Regions from separate parts of the Homo sapiens genome. Here regions 1 and 2 are each linked to region 3. A link is a contact called in ENCODE Hi-C data. All regions are on one chromosome and are shown on one strand. The core of a region is the stretch at or near the end of the contact, and the rest is flanking DNA. Distances in the headings are between cores, read along the strand shown. Region 1 holds the start of C19orf12 (chromosome 19 open reading frame 12). Region 2 has its middle 19 kb from the start of POP4. Region 3 has its middle 64 kb from the start of UQCRFS1-DT.

Region 1 (3,375 bases), core at 876-3,375, 440 kb before region 3:
GATGAGGAAACTGAGGCACGGAGACGTGGAAGAACTTTCCCTAGGTCACTGTAAGCAGCATAAAGCATCGCTGTGTGCTGGGCCAGTGCCATTTCCGCGCCACCACCGAGACCCCACGGCACGCCTTGCTCACTGTGCAGGAGGCCGCAGTTGCCTTTAGGAGCATGAGGCACTGTGTGCTCCATCTCTGGGGTTCAGAGTGTGCGGTCATGTTATGCCTGCATTCGTATCAGAATGAGGCCCAGGAGGCTGATGGGTTGCAGATTTGCATGCAATGGCGCGATCTCGGCTCACTGCAACCTCCATCTGCCGGGTCCAAGCGGTTCTCCTGCCTCAACCTCCCGAGTAGCTGGGACTACAGGCTTGCACCAACCATGTCTGGCTCATTTTTCCATGTTTAGTGGAGATGGGGTTTCACCATGTTGCCCAGGCTGGTCTCAAAGTCCTGGCCTCAGGTGATCTGCCCGCCTCGGCCTCCCAAAGTGCTGGGATTACAGGTGTGAGCCACCGCGCTGGGCTGCATGAACCTCTTACATGCTTGCCTTCTCTGGAGGGCCTGGACTTTGAAGCTTCTTTCACTCCCAGCATCTTTCCCTACACAGGCCCTCTTCCCCACTATCTCTGGGGGAGGAGTCTGCAGGCCAGTTCTGCAATGTGCCGCCAGAGGGAGCTGCCCGCAGAGAAACGGGAGCGCCACACTCAGGCCCCAGGAAGGCAGCAAGCTGAGTTCCCCTGGCCTCAGTTCACTTTCCCTCTTGAAAGTCACCCAAACTCAAGCAAAAGCTCCGATTCAGGAATAAATGGGGTTGTTTTATCCCAGCCAAGGCCTGGGGAAGCTTGGTATTAAGAGCGTTTGTTCCATTCTTTTAAAAATGGAAAAGGGTCCGTCCTCTGGGTGCCCATGGCACCCTGGAAAGCAGGCAGAGTGCTGGTCACAGGCGGAGACTTTGAGATACCGAGACCGAGGCTGGAGTTTGGGCCCTGAAACTTTCTAACCAGGATGGCCTTGGGCAGAGCAGCCTGTGTTTAGAGCTTCCCATCTGTAATATAGCAGTGACAACCATGCCTGCTTTGCAGGGTTCCTGTTAGGATTAATTCTCTATAGAGCCCCCCAGAAGCCACTTTTGGATTTGAGATGGTTCAAGGCCAGACCTTGCATGACAAGAGTAGGGACAGCTTTCCACAGGCCTCAATAAAGTAGTATTCCCAGGCAGTTCTGCAACCCCAGCCTCATGCCCTTTGCACCTTCCTAAGAGGCTGCCTTGCCTCAGCTTTGGTCCCCATCCAAGACTCCTAAGAGCAAAGCCAGTTCTTTTCCTTTTTTTTCTTTCTTTAAGAGACGGTCTCACTCTGTCACCCAGGTTGAAGTGCAGTGGTGGGATCATAGTTCACTGCAGCCTCGAACTCCTGGGCTCAAGCAATCCTCCCGCTTCAGCCTCCCAAAATGCTGTAGGTCACAGGTATGACTCACCCACCCGGCCTAATTTTTATTATTATTTGTAGAGATGGGATGTCACTGTGTTGCCCACGCTCGAACTGCTGGGCTCAAGCAATCCTCCCTCCTCAGCCTCACTGGCAGCTGGGATTACGAGTCCCACCCAACCTGCTTCTCCTTTTGCAACCCCCAGACCCAGAGGCTCCAGAGCAGGCTCTGGAACAGAGGAAATCTGGCTCCGGCCCACACATTCACCAAATACTGACGCAGCACCCTTGACCTCCAGATGCCCCTGTGCTCTCTTCTGTGCCCAGGCTGCGGGGAGAGAGGGGTCCTCCAGGCCAAAGGGAGGGAGGTCTCCGGGAGGTCCCCGCGGTCCTGGAGGCAGGTGCGCGGGGCCCGGATGTGATCATGCGTGCGCGTGGGAGAAAGGCAGGGCTGGGCCTGCGGGAGCGCGGCCTTGCGGTTCCCAGGACTCTTCTCCGGGCGCCTCGTCTCCTTACGCCACCCGCAACCCAAGCCAGGGCCCCGGTGACAGCGGCGGGGTGGGCCAGGACCGGGGAGGGGGTGCCCAGCAGCGACCCCCGGCTCCCCCTAAGGCCGGGCGCAGCTCGGAGCCAGGAGCTGGCCCGGCGCGTGGCTTCCCGGAAGGCCCGGCGCAGCCGGAAGGTGGGACGGAGGGCGGGGCCAGCGCCGGGGCCGCCACCAAGGCCTGCGCGACCCTCCGCGGGGCTGGGGAGCTGGGCGGGGAGCCCGGGGCCTGCCAGGCCCGGGCTGCAGCCGCGTCTGATCGCCGAGCGCGCCGCGTAGACCTCCGCTCCCCCAGGTAAAGGAGCGCCCGGAGCCGGGGCGGGGCGCCTCCCAGGCCGCGCCCCGCGAGAGGAGGGGGCACCCCAAGAGCAGGCCTGGAGACCCGGGAGTGCCTTGGGGAGAGGGTCCCCGCCCTGCCGGGAGCCCGGCCCTCCCGGTGCCGGGGTGGACACTGTTAGTGTAGTCATTGTCCCTATGGAGAAACTGAGGCATGGAGAGGCTGAAGTCACACAAGTAAGCAGCAGAGCTGGGACTAGAGTCCCGGGCCCTGGCTCGCTGTCACCCAGGAGTGGCGTAGGCATGGGTGTGGTGGGTGGGGGTGGGGTGCGGGTGGTGGATGTGGTGGGAGTGGGTGAGGTTGGGTGGGGTGGGGATGTGGGTTTGGCGGGGGTGGGGTGCGGAATGTGATGGGTAGGGGTGGGGTAGAGTGGGGGTGGCTGGTGGGGCAGGGGCGGGGCTGGGGGTGGGGTGCTAGGTATTATAAATGTGAAGCGGATCCTGACAGGACACCTGTGGGGCAGCGGAGCTGGGCTGAGCCATATGGGAAGAAAATCTGGGCGCTAGTTTAGATTTGGTCAGGAAGGGTCGTTAATGCTTTAGGAGGTGAGATTAGTTTTGGGGATGGCAGGTAGTTTGTTGAGCTTTTGTTTAGACAGTCTTGCTCTGTTGTCCAGGCTGGAGTGCAATGGCGCGATCTCGGCTCACTGCAACCTCCACCTCCCTCGTTCAAGCAATTCCCCTGCCTCAGCCTCCCTAGTAGCTGGGATTACAGGCGACACCACCAAGCCTGGCTAATTTTTTTGTATTTTTAGTAGAGACGGAGTTTCACCATATCGGCCAGGCTAATCTCAAACTCCTGACCTTGCGATCCACCTGCCTCAGCCTTCTGCAATGCTGGGATTACAGACGTGAGCCACCCCGACCAATTTTTGTATTTTTTAGTAGAGACGGGGTTTCACCATCTTGGAATAGCACCTGTAGTTCCAGCTACTCGGGAGGCCGAGGCGGAAGAATTGCTTGAGGCCAGTTCCCGACCAGCCTAGGCAACACAGGGAGACTGCGTTTCTGGAAAAAACAACAACAACACCAGCAACAACAAAAAGCAGGAAGGAAGGGGAGAGGGAAAGAGA
Region 2 (4,286 bases), core at 788-3,287, 310 kb before region 3:
AACTGTGAGTCAATTAAACCTCTTTCCTTTATAAATTACCCAGTCTCAGGCAGTTCTTTACAGCAGTGTTAGAACAGACTAATATAATGATGCACAAGTGTTTCCAGAATGACATGTACATCTTCCAAGCTTGAGCCTCGCCATGTCTCTCCTTCACACAGATACCCTGTGAAGATGAAATTCCAAGACAAAAGCACATTTGGGCCAAGTTTCCTTGGGTCTGTGTGCTCCAATCCTGGGGCAGTCCTCCCACAGCTGTTGCCTTGGGGTGGGCCCCTGCAGATTTCTTGCAGGGGACATCAGTTTGGCCTCCTGGCATCTGCTTCCTCTCCAATAATAGCTTGTCTGATTTTTGCGGGAGGATCTGCCCATCCCACTCTCAGCCCAGATGCATCTGGTGAGGCTTATTCCATCCTGGGCTCACCAAGTCAGCACACTCAGTCTCTCTCACCCTGGTGATTGGTTCAGGATGATCCATGCAGGGCATCTGTACCTGTACCTTGTACCCCCTGGTACACAGAGCCAGGATGGATCAACTCTGGAACTTTTCTTTTCTAGAGATGGGTCTCACTCTATCACCCACGTTGGAGTGTGGTGGTACAATCAATGGCTCACTGCAGCCTTAATCTCCCGGGCTAAAGTGATCCTCCCACCTCAGACTCTCAAGTAGCTAGGATCACAGGTGGGCACCACGACACCTGGCTAACCTCTTTATTTTTAGTAGAGATGGGGACTTGCTATGTTGTCCAGACTGGTCTTGAACTCCTGGCCTCAAGCAATCCTTCCACCTCAGCCTCCCAAAGTGCTGGGATTACAGATGTGAGCCACCATGCCTAGCCAACTCTGAAACTGTTGTAAAGCTGGGGGACGTGCCACTATATGTAGCCACCTGTGCATCAGGCAGACCTGAGAGATGGAGGGAGAGGCCAGGACTTGGAATTTCTGAGTTCTAGATACAGCTGCAGCTGCATCCAGCCCTATAAATCCCCCTTTGGCTTAAAGCAGTTCAGATTGCCAAGTTCTGTCAACCGTGAGAGATCTAGTAGATATACTTTGTAGAAATCATGTGGTTCTCACAATGAGATACCATTTCACACCAGTCAGAATGGCCACTACTAAAAAGTCAAAAAATAGCAGATGTTGATGATGCTGTAGAGAAAACTGATTGCTTGTACACTGTTGGTGGGAATGTAAATTAGTTCAGGCACTGTGGAAAGCAGTTTGGAGATTTCTCAAAGAACTTAAAACAGAACTACCATTCAACCCAGCAATTCCATTACTGGGTGTCTACCCAAAGGAATATAAATCATTCTACCAAAAAGACACATACACTCGTATGTTCACTGCAGCACTATTCACAATAGCAAAGACATGGAATCAACCCAGGTGCCCACCAACAGTGTACTGGATAAAGAAAAATATGATACATATACACCATGGAATACTATGCAGCCATGAAAAAGAACAAAATTAGGTCCTCTCCAGCTGGATGCAGCTGGAGGCCATTATCCTAAGTGAATTTTCTCAGAAACAGGAAACAAAATACTGCAAGTTTTCACTGATGAGTGGGAGCTAAATACTGGGGACTCATGGACATAACGATGGCAAACATAGACACTGGGGACTCCTACAGCAGGGAAGGAGGGGGGCAAGGGCTGAAAAACCACCTATTGAGTATTATGCTCATTACCTGGGTGATGGAATCAATCACATCCTAAACCTCAGCATCATAAAATATACCCATGTACCAAACCTGCACGTGTACGCCCTGAATCTAAAATAAAAGTTAAAAAAAGAAAAGAAAAAGAAACGAGATGTTTCCCCCTCTGCTATGTGGAACCTAATGCTTCAGGTACAGATGCTATGGAAGATGGATTTCTTTAGTGTCTTGTATGAGTCACAACACTTGGGTGACTCAAGGCAGCCCTAAACTGTGGTCTTGAGCACTGTGCACAGATGCCTGTGACCTCAGTGCATTTATGGGACTTCCTGCCACCAGCTATGAAAACAGTTCTCAGCATTGCAGGCTTGAGCTAGTGGGAACCAATCTGAGGCTGTGGCTAGGCTGCCTTCAGGCTAGCATGTGACCTGCCTGTGTGTTGTCAAACTCTCTTGGTAAATAGGGAGAGTGGTGGTTGGATCACAGACTTGTTATCTCATCTGAAACCTTTTCTACTTTGGCACTCATTTTCTTTTCTCCCGCCCAGGGCAAAACTCTTTCCCCTTCCCATCTCATGGTATCTTGCCCCATCAACTCTCTTCCTTCCCTGTCCCAGGCTCTATCTGACGATTCCCTTTTCTTCCTTAGACTGTTCACAGGCTTAAGACTTTGAAACTAAGAAATTTTGCCACTGCCTGCCCTGGTCTTCTGGTACTACTACTAGCTACTACTCTCCCTCCCTTCTCAACCAAGCTTTGTGAAAGTATGGTCTGTGCCATTCTTCCCATCTCATTCACTCACCCCACCTCAATCTTCTCTGGCAGAGGGGACCAGTTTGTCACATTAGCAAAACCAGTGGGGCCAGCACACACGAAGCAACAGTACAGGTGCACTCACAGCATGATGGCATCGTGCCTGGAGCCTGCCTTCCCAACATCATGCCCATAGTCTCTGGGGCATTAGGCACTGTGGATACTTTCAGCTTCTTGAAACTCTCCAAGCCCTGGTTTCCACGACCTCCTTCTTCAGTGAGTTCTCATGTATTTCTCACTTTCTTCTGCTTTCCCACATCATGTTCTCCTTTGTGTCTACCCTGCTCCAGTGGATTTTGTCTTTAAGATGCCATCATTCCTCTACTAGAAGCTCCCTCCAGCTGTGTTTTAGCTAACAGCTTTATGCATTTGCTTCCAAAATTTATCTCTGGTCGCAACCTCTCTCATTACTTACAACAGTTTGCTAGATATCTGCAGTTTGGTATTCTGCAGGAACCTCAAATTCAAAATGTCCAGAGTAGCCTTCTGCTTCTGGCTGTGATAAGGTAACAGGCATTGGATTTACCTGCCCATCATAAACAACTAAAAAAGCAGATACAATATTTGAAACAACTCTTTTTAGACATTGATCAAAAGGCAGCATAAGGCAGTGACTCATGAGAGAAAGGAAACAAATGGGATGAGGCCTGGATTGCCTGAGCTCACTGTCTGGAGCGAGATTCCAGGACAGGGATGGGGGTGTGCCTGGGTGTCCAGACAGAGTCTAGTGGTTTCTTTGAGTTGCAGAGACAGTGTGGTGTGGAGAGTGCTCAGAGATCTGCTGGTCCCACTCAGGTCTTCTGCTGAGTACCCATCAATGCCTGCATATGAGGAAGCTGCTTGAGGCCAGTGAAAAAACGCTGGAAAGAAAAAGGTAGAACAATTTCTGGAAATCACAAGGGCTGGGCTGGGTCATATTCCCAATAGTCAGAATGGAGAGACCTTGTAATACACAGGTAATCAGGAAAAACACTCAGCACCCCACAATTTAGATGAAGTGGGCAAAGTTTTTGAAAGACACAAATGACTAAAGCTTATTAAAAAAAGATAGATAACCCAAATAGCCCTATATCTATTAATGACATTAAATTTAGAGTTAGAAATCTTCCTTCAAAGAAAATTCCAAGCCCAGGTGGCTTGAGTCATTTGAGAAAGAAATAATGTCAATTCTACCCAAACTCTTCCAGAATATTAAAGATGAGGCAATACTTCCTAATTCATTCTATGAGGTCAGCATTACCACTAATCTCAAAACCAGAAAAAGGCACTATAAGAAAAGAAAACTACAGAGATTCCTCATAAACACAGATGCAAAAATTCTTAGCAAAATTTTAGCAAGTTGGTTCCAACAGAACTTAAAAAATCATGACCAAGGAGAGACTTGATGATAAATCAGTGTGATTCACTTTTACCAGGCTAAAAAGGAAAATCATATGCTTATCTCAACAGATACAGAAAAATCACTTGACAAAATCCAATATCCAATCATGATAAAAATCCTAAGTAAACTAGCAATAGAGAGAAATTTTCTTAGGCTGATAAAACGTTTCTGTGAAAAGTCTAACATCATACTTAACAGTAAAAAGCAAAATGCTTTTCCCATAAGACCAGTAACAAGACAAGATGTTCACTCTTAGCACATCTGTTCAACATTATTCCAGAGTCTCTAGTTAGTGGAATAAGGCATGAAAAGAAAAAAAAAAAAACAAGCATACAGTTAAAAAAGGAAGAAGCAAAACCATCTTTGTTTGCTGATAGTGCTGATAGCATCTTCACCTATGGAAAAAATCCTAAGGAATTAATCTAAAAAAACC
Region 3 (4,154 bases), core at 818-3,317:
ACACCTATAATCCTAGCACTTTGGGAGGCTGAAGTGGGCAGATCACCTGAGGTCAGGAGTTTGAGACCAGCCTGGCCAATATAGCGCAACCCTGTCTCTACTAAAAATATAAAAATTAGCTGGGCATGGTGGCCTGCACCTGTAATCCCAGCTACTTGAGTTGCTCAGGCACGAGAATCGCTTGAACCTGTGAGGCAGAAGTTGGAGTGAGCACTCCAGCCTGGGGAACAAAGTAAGACTCTCTTAAAAAAGAATTTAAAAAGAAATAAAAAAATAGTTATGAATGTAATCAACCTCAAGGCATTGACACACTTAGAAGCCTGCTGGGTCTGGCCAGTGAGAAATCAGTGAAGAAATAGCTTGAGGCAGACCAGAGTGTGCAGGTCCTGCTCCAAGACAGCTCTTGTCAGCCCGCTGCTGGTGGTGCTTGGGGAATGCCAGGGCTGAGGTGCTACTGAGCACATTGCAGCTTTCCCAGGGCAGGTGGCAGTCTGAATCTTATGTAGAACCTCTTGAGTTTTATGCAGATATGCTTATCAGCTATTCGTTGTTCCTTGAGCAAACCTTGCTGTGAACGTGGTTCTAATCTGGGTCTCTAAAATGTGTAAACTATGCATACAAGGACTTTCTCTAAAACATGGTTTGCAGTAGTGCAAATTGGAACAGAATCACCTGTTCTTCAACAAAGGACTGGTGTGTAAGCGCCAGAACACGGAGCTGGAGAGATGACAACATGTACCAAGGGAAAAAGTTAAGTTGAAGAACAATGTTTGCTGTGATCTCAGGTTTTGTAAGAGCAACGACAAAGCGTGTTTGTACTCCTAGATTTTTAATCGTATATATGATTATAAATGTATAATCTCCAAATTAGGTATAATATATGCAGTTCTATAAATTTGTTAAAGGTATTTCGTGTGTTTGTTTCCTTTTCTTAGGGTCTTAAGGTAAGACCCTAATATGCTTTAACCCTTCAGGGAACACCCTTCCTTTTTTCTCTGTTTTAGTTCCATCCTCCGTAATTTAGGGAAAATAGATTTTTTTCTGAAACTGTCCATGATAAATAAAACATAGTCTATCAATTGTTGTCTTTCCTTTCCCCTCCTTCCCTTTGGTTCATGTATGTGTGTATTTTGAGTTGTTTCTTGTCACAGATTTTTCTTTTTTTAGAGCAAGGATATGTGGGTAGTAAACTTTTTATGTCCGAAAAGCTTAATTGGCCATAGAGTTCCAAGTTGGCTTTTCATTTTATTTTGGCCTCTGAAGATATTATTGCGCCGCTTATGGTTGGGAAGTCTGTTCTCCACCCAGTCAATGGGCACCCCTTGGTGGTTGGTCGTTTCCCTTCCGATGGCCTTTCCTGTGTTTCTCCCTGTCCGTGGCGCCCTGCGGTTGACTGTGAGGTGTAGGGGATAGGTTTATTCTTGTTCATGCTGCTTGTTTCTTTAGGAGGCACTTTCACATCGAATTCTGTCTATTTTTGCCTTTTGTTACTCTTCTTGAATGTATCTTGGAAACTTTCTCTTCATACACATGCACAAACACACACACATCATATACTCAAGATATAATTCATGCAAAGTTTAGAAACATTCAGGCATTTGATGGAGAATGAGAGAAGTGCTGTAGGGGAAGGGGGCACATAAGGCAAAGAGACAAAATACCTTTAGAAAATTTATAGAAATGCATAGATATCATATCTAACTTAGAGATTATGCATATGTAATCATATGTATGATTTTTGTAGGGGAAGGGGGTTTCAACTGTATTTAGGGTATGCTATTTCCTTTAGAGATTCTCCGAAGGAAGGAAGAAAGGAAGGAAGGAAGGAAAGAAGGAAGGAAAGAATACTAACCATGCCTTTTTATTTTCTGTATTTCTGATGTTTTGAGATGCTGGGGACTTCACCCTGGAGGGACTGCCCCTCCCAGGGACAGGCAGTTCCTAGAGAAAATAAGCAACTCCCCTGCGAGTTCCCCTTTGGTCGACAAACCAATCAATCCAGAGCCCACACCCCGACCACTTCCTTTCCTGGGCTCTCGTAGGTTCTTTCACTTTTAGCCACCAATCACGCCAGGCCTTGCCCTAATCACCCCGGGGCCAGGTATCAGACAACTAGTGACAGCCTCTGCATGCTGGGGCTGCTGAAATTGGACAAACTAGTGGATCCTAAGCCTACATGTTTGCCTCGTCTGTTTCTTCCCATGGAAATCACATAAAGGCTCTTGTCCACCCTTTCCCCTCCCTCCCTCTTCCCCCTGTGGCCCCCTCATGGCATGGTGTCTCCTCCTCTTGGGAACTGTGCGTAACAAGCTCTCTCTTTAATAGCAAGTGTCTCCTGCTCTGCTCAATCCATCATACCTCAATAGAAAGAAAACCTACATTTCAAAATAAAAGGAAAGCAAAATAAAATATAAAATAAAATAAAAGGAAAGAGAGGTGGGTGGATCATTTGAGGTCAGGAATTTGAGACCAGTGTGGCCAACATGGTGAAACCCCGTCTCTACTAAAAATACAAAAATTAGCCGGGCATGGTGACTCATGCCTGTAATCTCAGCTACTCAGGAGGCTGAGGCAGGAGAATCGCTTGAGGCCAGGAGGCAGAGGTTGCAGTGAGCCAAGATCATGCCACTGCACTCCAGCCTGGGTGAGACTCTGTCAAAAAAAAAAAAAAAAGGAAAGAAAAAGGAGAAAGGATGGAAGGAGAGAGGAAGAGAGCAAAGAAGGAAAGGAGGGAGGAAAGGAGAGAGGAAGAGAAACAAACAGAGGGCATGATTAGAGCAGGCCATCCAGCGAGGAGGCTGCTGGAGTTGTTCCAGTGAGGGATGGTGGTGACTGGACCAGCGAGACGGCAGTGGAAGGGACAAATGTGTGCACGGGAGGCAGGTGAATGAAAATCCACAGGCCTTGCTGCTGCAGTAAATATAGGGGGTGATGGAGGAAGAGGATGGAAGGTGGCTCCTGGGCATCTGGCATGACATGCTGGGCAGCTGATGATATTTATTAAGATAGAAGAGATGGGCTGGGACTAGGTTTGGGGCCCTGGCTTGGCAATCCTAGCCAAATAATTTAACTTCACTGTGCCTCTGTGAAGATATCTCCCAAGGAGTTGAGACTAAATGAGGTCATACAATAAGTGGAAGAGCTTCAGGCCTACTGTGAGAGCTCAGTGAAAGCTGGCAATGATGGAGACAGCTGGAGCCTGGCGCCAAAGAGGATGGGGTGGAGTGGGTGGCTGAGAGCCAGTGGGGGGTGGGTTGCTGAGCAGCAGTGGTGGTCCTCCTAGGGTCTTAGCAAAGGAGAAGCATGACCAGATATCCATTTTACAAATGTCATTGTGGCTGCCATGTGCAGAGTAGGCAGAAGGAGAACAAGAGGATGTGGGGAGACCAGCTAGGAGGTCTTTTCATGCTGGACCAAAAGTGGCAGCGGAGGAAGGGAGGGGGGCTAGATGTGCAGCAGGTATGAGCGATAGTTCATGATTGCAGCATGCAATACATATTACAATTCTCAAGTTTCTTTAAATCAACTTAAACTGGACACTGAGAACCCCAGTTCCACCATCTTGCTGATGGGAAAGGCGATCTCAGATAGCAATTTAGTCCTCCTTGTCCTCATTTACTCTGCTGAGTTACACAAATGTCCTTGGATGTCACGTGGCACCAAGGTTCCAGAGTTCATGGTGGCTCCCTCTAAGATGCACTGTGTTGTCCCAGCCTGAGAGGTCCCTTTATGCCTGAAGACCTGGGGCTCGGTAACACTATTTAGGACAAAGAAATAGGCAGGTCAGGGAAACCCATGGTCCTGTCTTCCTCCCAAATCACCTCCATATAGCAGGATCTTGGAGGAGGTGCAAAGCAGGCTGTGCTGGGGAAAGACAGCAGGATGTACACAGGCCTCTTACGGGAGCTTGATGGGACACAGCACAGGTGGGGGTCAGGGCGCCGCTGGCTTGTGCTCCAGGAAGGGTGACTCACTCTCTCCTTCCACCTTACCTACTCTACCTTTTTATAGAGGATTTTGCAAATGGAGGTAGGAGACACAGTCTTAACTCATCTAATCTTGGCTGTCAGCTGCTCAGAGGCGCTGCGCACCAGCCCTGGGAGTACCATTTGCCCAAGGGAACTGCATCCTAGCAGGAGTAGAGGCCTCCTGGG

The links. Hi-C counts contacts between places; a loop is a spot of excess contacts on that map. Pooled maps may share reads with other maps.
Region 1: a pooled map shows a loop between it and region 3 (5-fold over the local background). The contact joins the promoter of C19orf12 here to the enhancer-like site in region 3. A Hi-C loop is called at or near these places in 5 of 50 pooled maps.
Region 2: a loop to region 3 is called in a pooled map, with 3 times the contacts of the local background. The contact joins two enhancer-like sites. A Hi-C loop is called at or near these places in 2 of 168 maps with a recorded cell type or tissue (dorsolateral prefrontal cortex and ectodermal cell), 1 of 37 single-sample maps with no recorded cell type and 8 of 50 pooled maps.

What each region holds. Positions count from the first base shown.
Region 1 is chr19:29,714,011-29,717,385 of GRCh38, reverse strand. C19orf12 (chromosome 19 open reading frame 12) reads left to right here and starts at 2,125. Exons shown (of 3, transcript NM_031448.6): 1 at 2,125-2,261. RefSeq lists enhancers at 766-985, 1,531-1,630 and a silencer at 1,801-2,590.
Region 2 is chr19:29,585,467-29,589,752 of GRCh38, reverse strand. No RefSeq gene overlaps it. Among named protein-coding and RNA genes, the nearest start is that of POP4, 19 kb to the left of the region's middle. Within about 2 kb of position 2,037, at least 2 of the 41 ENCODE cell types and tissues checked have a DNase peak (open chromatin) inside an H3K27ac peak, as active enhancers do.
Region 3 is chr19:29,275,189-29,279,342 of GRCh38, reverse strand. No RefSeq gene overlaps it. Among named protein-coding and RNA genes, the nearest start is that of UQCRFS1-DT, 64 kb to the right of the region's middle. RefSeq lists an enhancer at 1,868-1,917. Within about 2 kb of position 2,067, at least 2 of the 41 ENCODE cell types and tissues checked have a DNase peak (open chromatin) inside an H3K27ac peak, as active enhancers do.